2 separate regions of the Mus musculus genome follow, and region 1 is linked to region 2. Evidence: chromatin loops called from intact Hi-C (ENCODE). Cell type or tissue: heart. All regions are shown on one strand. Links, peaks and the distances in the headings refer to the core of each region. The heading gives the core; the rest is flanking DNA.

The links. Hi-C counts contacts between places; a loop is a spot of excess contacts. Peaks named below come from ENCODE experiments on the same cell type or tissue, not always from the same donor. Only the 100,000 strongest peaks of a DNase experiment are listed, where the experiment ranks them.
Region 1: it touches region 2 in a loop (2.4-fold over the local background); 4 of 42 quality-filtered maps call a loop at or near these places.

The regions. Positions count from the first base shown.
Region 1 is chr15:64,531,964-64,534,880 of GRCm38, reverse strand. It overlaps Gm30632 (a long non-coding RNA gene), which reads right to left and starts at 877. Exons shown (of 3, transcript XR_384144.3): 1 at 421-877. In heart, for the core only: no CTCF peak of the experiment used is centred there; DNase peaks (open chromatin) are centred at 1,460 and 2,250; H3K27ac peaks cover 1,643 bases.
Region 2 is chr15:64,626,349-64,629,265 of GRCm38, reverse strand. It overlaps Gm30691 (a long non-coding RNA gene), which reads left to right. Exons shown (of 4, transcript XR_875386.2): 3 at 644-751; 4 at 1,715-1,825. Among named protein-coding and RNA genes, the nearest start is that of Gm30691, 2.9 kb to the left of the region's middle. In heart, for the core only: a CTCF peak has its summit at 1,729 (motif pointing right); a DNase peak (open chromatin) is centred at 1,735.

The DNA of each region.
Region 1 (2,917 bases), core at 127-2,626, 94 kb after region 2:
AAAGAGATCTCCACATCAGTGAAGCAGGATCTTGGTTCTTCTGGGTGGCTTAAGGGACCTGAAAGAGTTGGAAAGTAGAAAGGCCAGTGAAGGTGGTCTGGTCAAACTTCACACCTGACAAGGCCATCCCTGTATGGAGGAGGGCATTGCCATGGATACCAGAATCAGGAGAGATGGTTAGCAGATAGGCGGGGTTATGTTAATAGCCTCACCATGCTCCCACTGACTTAGCTACCACAGTAGAGTCCTGGCAGTTATACCATCTTCCACTCGGCTATTAAAGACAAAAATGCCAAGGCCCAGGTCCCATAAAGCTACGGAGGCTGCAAGCTTCAAACTTCTGTGCTTTCCTAAGCTTTTATGAAAAAGCACTGAACAACAGCAGCAGGAGAAAAATGCACTCCCTAGAAGGAGACTCACCTAGAAGCAGATGTGAAACAGGCAGAGGAAGACAGGAAGATAACTTCGAGGATGGTAGAGCCAGAGGCAGAAAGCTGTTAACAACTGAAAATGTCTCAGGGAGAGGTGATTCGTTTTATTCGGCAGCTCTTTGGTGTTCTCGCAGTACACAGGCTGGGTGATGGATTTGACAGCCCCGGCACATTTGCAGCATGAGTAGCAAATTCAGTCACTTCACAGAAAATCCAAAACCCAAGTTCTTTGTCCATGGGGTCCTTAGGCACTTGACCTTTTGTTCCTGCCCCCACCATGGCTCCCTCAACCTCTTACTCTTCTCCAGCTCTCCCCAGCCCACTGAAAAAGCCGTTCTCGTAAGAGAATATTGAGCATTTTTCTTAGCTCTCTTTGTGTAGCCCACACTCACGTGCACACACGGATGCACACACACACACACACACACACACACACACACACACACACCAAAACATGCAGGCAGGCAGGTTCTCTGCTCCTTTATGATTAGACTGATCTGACACTGTATCTGATCATAGGAAACCAGGAGTGAGTCTGACACAGCACATTCCTAAATGGATCCTCCTTACCCTTCCATACAACTGTGAGTGAACTTTAACCTTCAAAAAAGAGGTCACTCTGCACACATCATTTCCTCTTGCTGTACCGCAGACTCCAGGTCTGTAAACTAGAACCTCTTTGGAGATGACCTCATTTGTGAGAGCTATCCTTGAAGCAGCCCCTTTGAGGGTTGAGGCATGAGGCTAGTAAGGGCCAATGGTTCATCACACAGCATCTTTTCCATTTCCCCATTCCATCTCCCAGAGCACAGGGCAGACTCATCAGGCATATTTGCACCATCCAGAGCCCATCAAGCCCCCAAGAGACCAGCTCTGTTAGCTGAGTCATATCTTAGTTGACAGATGCTTTTTTAGTCCCTCAGAGTACTGGAGCAGAGGCCCAAGGGGAAATTTCTGCAAGCCCCTAATGGAAGAAGGCCTCACCTCCATGACCTTTTCTGAACAGGAAGTACACTGTGGCCTGGATATACCTCTCCTCTACCCCCTAAGGTTCCAGCAGCCACTCCCAGAACAAATCCCTGCCCATGGGATTCGGGGCTCATGCACAGGCCTGAGCGCTGGCAGAGAAGGAGTTGTCCCCAGCCAGGGATGGATTTTCATTACCAGCCCACCCAAGTGTTACTTGGCTGCTGGTGCCTCTGAGCTTTTCAGGAGTGAAAATGAGAGAGGGGGCAGAGGAAGTTCTGGCAGGCTTAGGAACCCTCCTATTTTGTTCAAGGACATAGAAGTGGATCCAGCATGACTTTGGGTTTGAAAATGAATTGCCAGCACAGAGCAGATTCCTGATGCATGTGCCCCAGATGTTTCTAGACTATTTGTTTGTGTTAATGGAAAATGGCTGCGTTAATAACCCTTATAAGTATTCCTACAGGGAGTTTGTGTCTACATGCCTCACATTTGCTGTGGGTTTAGGAGGTAAGGAAAGGATATCAGACACAGGGAACAGGCCAGGAAATGACCTTGTCCAAGTGACAGCTAGTGACAAAAGCCAGAGCCAACACTTTTTTCTTACCTGCTTTGTCCAACCATTGAATATTCACAGGGCACCAAAGCTCTTTTTTATCATTATCTCATTTAAACCCTATGACAAAGAAGAGACTAACCTCAGAGAAAGCAGCGAATGTCCTGCCCAGCCAGCCACATACCCGGTAACAGAAGAGCACAAATAGAACACGGAATTTCAGACTCCAGATCAAAAGCCTCTTCATATCGCTACTCATCATGGAAATGACAAGCACATACAAGGACCACAAGGGACCTTGGGAGGGTCACTAATGCAAGCATCTGCTTTGTGTCAACACCTCCCTTTCAAGCCTTAAAATGGACCAAATGCCAAGTCAGTCACTGACATACATAAGAAGCACCATGTCCTGGCCTGCAAGAAAAAGACAATCTTCAACATCTCCAATTCCCAGCCTCTCCTGGAGGGTGAGTAACTGTGCTGTGACTAAGCCTGTGCTCGGGGAAGCAAGAAGAATGTTGATGCAGCCAGGGCCAGGGCCAACTGCACACAAGTAAATGACCTAGGTTCTCTGTCTTTGTTTTCTAGTTCTCAGCCAGGACCAGAAGCATTGTAAGGACAGCTTTAACAATGCCCTGGACACAGAATTGACTCTCAGTGAATGATAATGAGTCCTGGGTACCTATAGAGTAGTTGGTCAACTACTCTATAGAAGTGAATATACCTCTCACACTCTACGAGACTGAGACTCAGCAGTAACCAAGTTTAAATATGATGGTCACATAACGACCACTTATTGGTATGTTTGTAGAACTTGAATTTGGTCACTTTGTCTTATAGAAATATGCAAATGACAGAGAAGTTATAGCTTGAGTGCTAGATGGGATCTAGCCAAATCATAAGTTCAGAACATGCATCAAGCATGATGAGATCCAAACAATTGCCTGGGACTAATGACTGCATG
Region 2 (2,917 bases), core at 176-2,675:
TTGGTGGGCACACAATATGTCAGCCATATGGATGAAATGGGGGAAACATAATGCCCTGCTGCCCAGTCATTTTAAGACAGAGTCCAAATGTCATTAAATTCAATGACTCAGCGAGTGCCCCTACTTCCCAGCATCCTCATCACCTGAGCACCCCTGAGAAGAGTTCCATCATAATGTGTAGACTGTGCCTGATGTGAAAAGAGATGGAGGGCCTGCAAGTATGGGACAATGGGACACTAGCTTCTCTGATCTAAAATGATCTTAGATCAGAGTGTGGTACACTGAAGTAAAAAAAAAAAAAAAAAAAAAAAATTCATGGCCAAAGGCATTGTGCCTTGAAAGACTATCCCGACAACGTGGTCCTGGCTGCTATCACAATTTACAGACCTGTTTTTGAGCACACTGAGGCTCCTCACAGCTTCCTTCTGTGAAGCTTAGCCTCGGGTATCTCATACAACCCCTCCCTTCTGGTGCTAAGATCCTCTTTAGAGCGTTCCCTCCAAACGGTCTCCAGGCACCCAAGCATCCCCTTTCAAACAAAGATGCTCACCTCTCCCAAGCAGCCCAGGTACTTGTGAGCATCTGTAACTGTTCTTTGCTTCATTTACCAAGATTTCTGGTTAAAATTCAGCCTCTGTCCTAGGTCCTGGATACAGAAAACAGTCAGATATGGTTTGCCCCTCAGGAAGACTCAGCACAACGAAGAAAGACAAAGAAACACGGTATCAATTAAAGAAGCAGCCAAAGAATGGTATTGTTTTGTGTTTCAATGACCTTTTTTTTATTGAGTTGAAGATTTTCTTATATAGTGCCTTAGTTAGGTTTCTGGTGCTGTGATAAACATTGACCAAAAACTAAAGTAAAGTGTTTCTTTTAGTTACAAGTTCCACATTACAGTATAACACTGAGGCACGTCAGAGCAAAGACTCAAACAGGGCAGCAACCTAGATGCAGGAGCTGATGCAGAGGCCATGGCTTGCTCAGCTTGTCTTTATATAGCATCCAGGACCACCATCCCAGAGATGACAGCACCCACAGTGGGTTGGGTCCTCCCAAATGGATCACTAAGAAAATGCCCCACAGGCTTGCCTGCAGTCCAAGCTTATGAAGTCATTTTTTTTTTTAGCTGAGGTTCCCCCCTCACAAATGATTCTAGTTTGTGCCAAGTTAACAAAAAACAAACAAGCCAACACACATAGCTTTAATCTGTTTATTTCGGAGGTGGAGGGGACTCTGTACTCCACTAACTTAATCTTTCTTCTAAGTAGCACCCCACCTGATATGTGAATTTATTAGTCATTTATTTGTCCCTATGTACAAGGGGGTAAAGAATCGATGAGTCTGAGTTCTCCCCAAAGATTGGCCTTATCTGTGGTAGATGATCAGAGGCTTGGGGGTCAGATGTTTTGGGGTATGGATCTCCCAAGCCACAATACACAGTGCTTTTGGAAACTGATCTCTCAGAGGGTCTATTTCCAGATCTGCAATCAGTGACTGCAGAGTGTCACTTTGCTGTGATGGTCGAGATTGCATGAGCTTTAAGCTGGTACGTGCCTCTCACAGCTGCTGGAATGGAGCAAGTATCCCAAATTTGGTGGTGTTCTTTTAGTTTCTGTACCCTCAGTTCTCCAGCAAATTGGTTTGGTTTGGTTTGGCTTGGCTTGGTTTTGCCTTCAGAAACGTTTTGCTAAAAGATGTGTTATTTTCCACCTAGCCGCCAGGTGGCAGTGTCTGAGACCACTGGGATTCCCTTCCTGCAGCAAGAGCGATAATGGAAAAACACCACTATGTTAAAGCTCAGCTAGAACGTGACAACCGGCTTCCGAAGCGCAAACATAATAAACGTTCTCTCATAAAACAGAGGTTTCCAGGAGTATTTTATTTGCTTCACAGCTGGGTACAACATGACAAAGTGACAGCAGGCTGCTGATTCCTGAACAGAGGGCACAGCGAGAAGGGAAGAAATGATTGATGGAGAAAATCAAAATCAATGGGAGGAGTAAGGAAGAAGCTACATGGGAATTGAGCATTAAATTCAAATATTTTACATTTTAAAACCACTGCCTGTAGAAACGAAGGAAGTGAGGATCTGAAATCTAGTCCCACATATTCAAGAATGACCAACCCTAAAGCAGCAGTTCCTGTGGGTTGCAACCCCTTTGGGAATCAAACAACCCTTTCGCAGAGGTCACCTAACACCATCGGAAGACATATTTACATTATGATTCATAACAGTTACATAATTACAGTGATGGGTAGCATCGAAATGATTTTAGGGTCTTTATGGTCTGGGGTCAGCACAGCTGAGGAACTGTATTAAAGGGTCGTAGCATCAGGCAGGTTGAGAACCACTGTACTAAAGCGAGGCCAGTACACAAGACTTTATAGTATGTGGAGTCCATGCTGTGATTTCGCCACTTAGTCCCTGTTTATTAAGTTGAAAAGTGCATATCATGTGTCTCTCGTGTGTCTGGCCTAGGCTTACTAACATCTACACTAATGTCCAAAGAGCTCCAGCCATCAGATTCTCTGGGGCACCATGGAAGCATGAGGGAGGACAGTGAAAGCTTCGCCAAGATGAAGGGCGATAGAACGGCTCATTTGTGCCCAGGGGGAGTGGCCTGCACTAGTGATTGGATAGTGATGGGCCCGGGGGAGTGGTCTGCACTAGTGATTGGATAGTGATGGACCCAGGAGGCGTGGTCTGCACTGGTGATTGGATAATGATGGGCGCAGGGGAAGTGGCCTGCACTGATGATTGCATAGTGATGGATATAAGAGCAGTAACCTTGGGGAGAGGGGCAGAAAGAGTAAGCAGTCCAGATGAAGGGAGAAAATACCAGGGGAGTGAGTAATCCTATTTGAATAGCAACTTGGATTCAGAAGACAGAGAAGGAAGTGACCAGCAAGGGGCCAG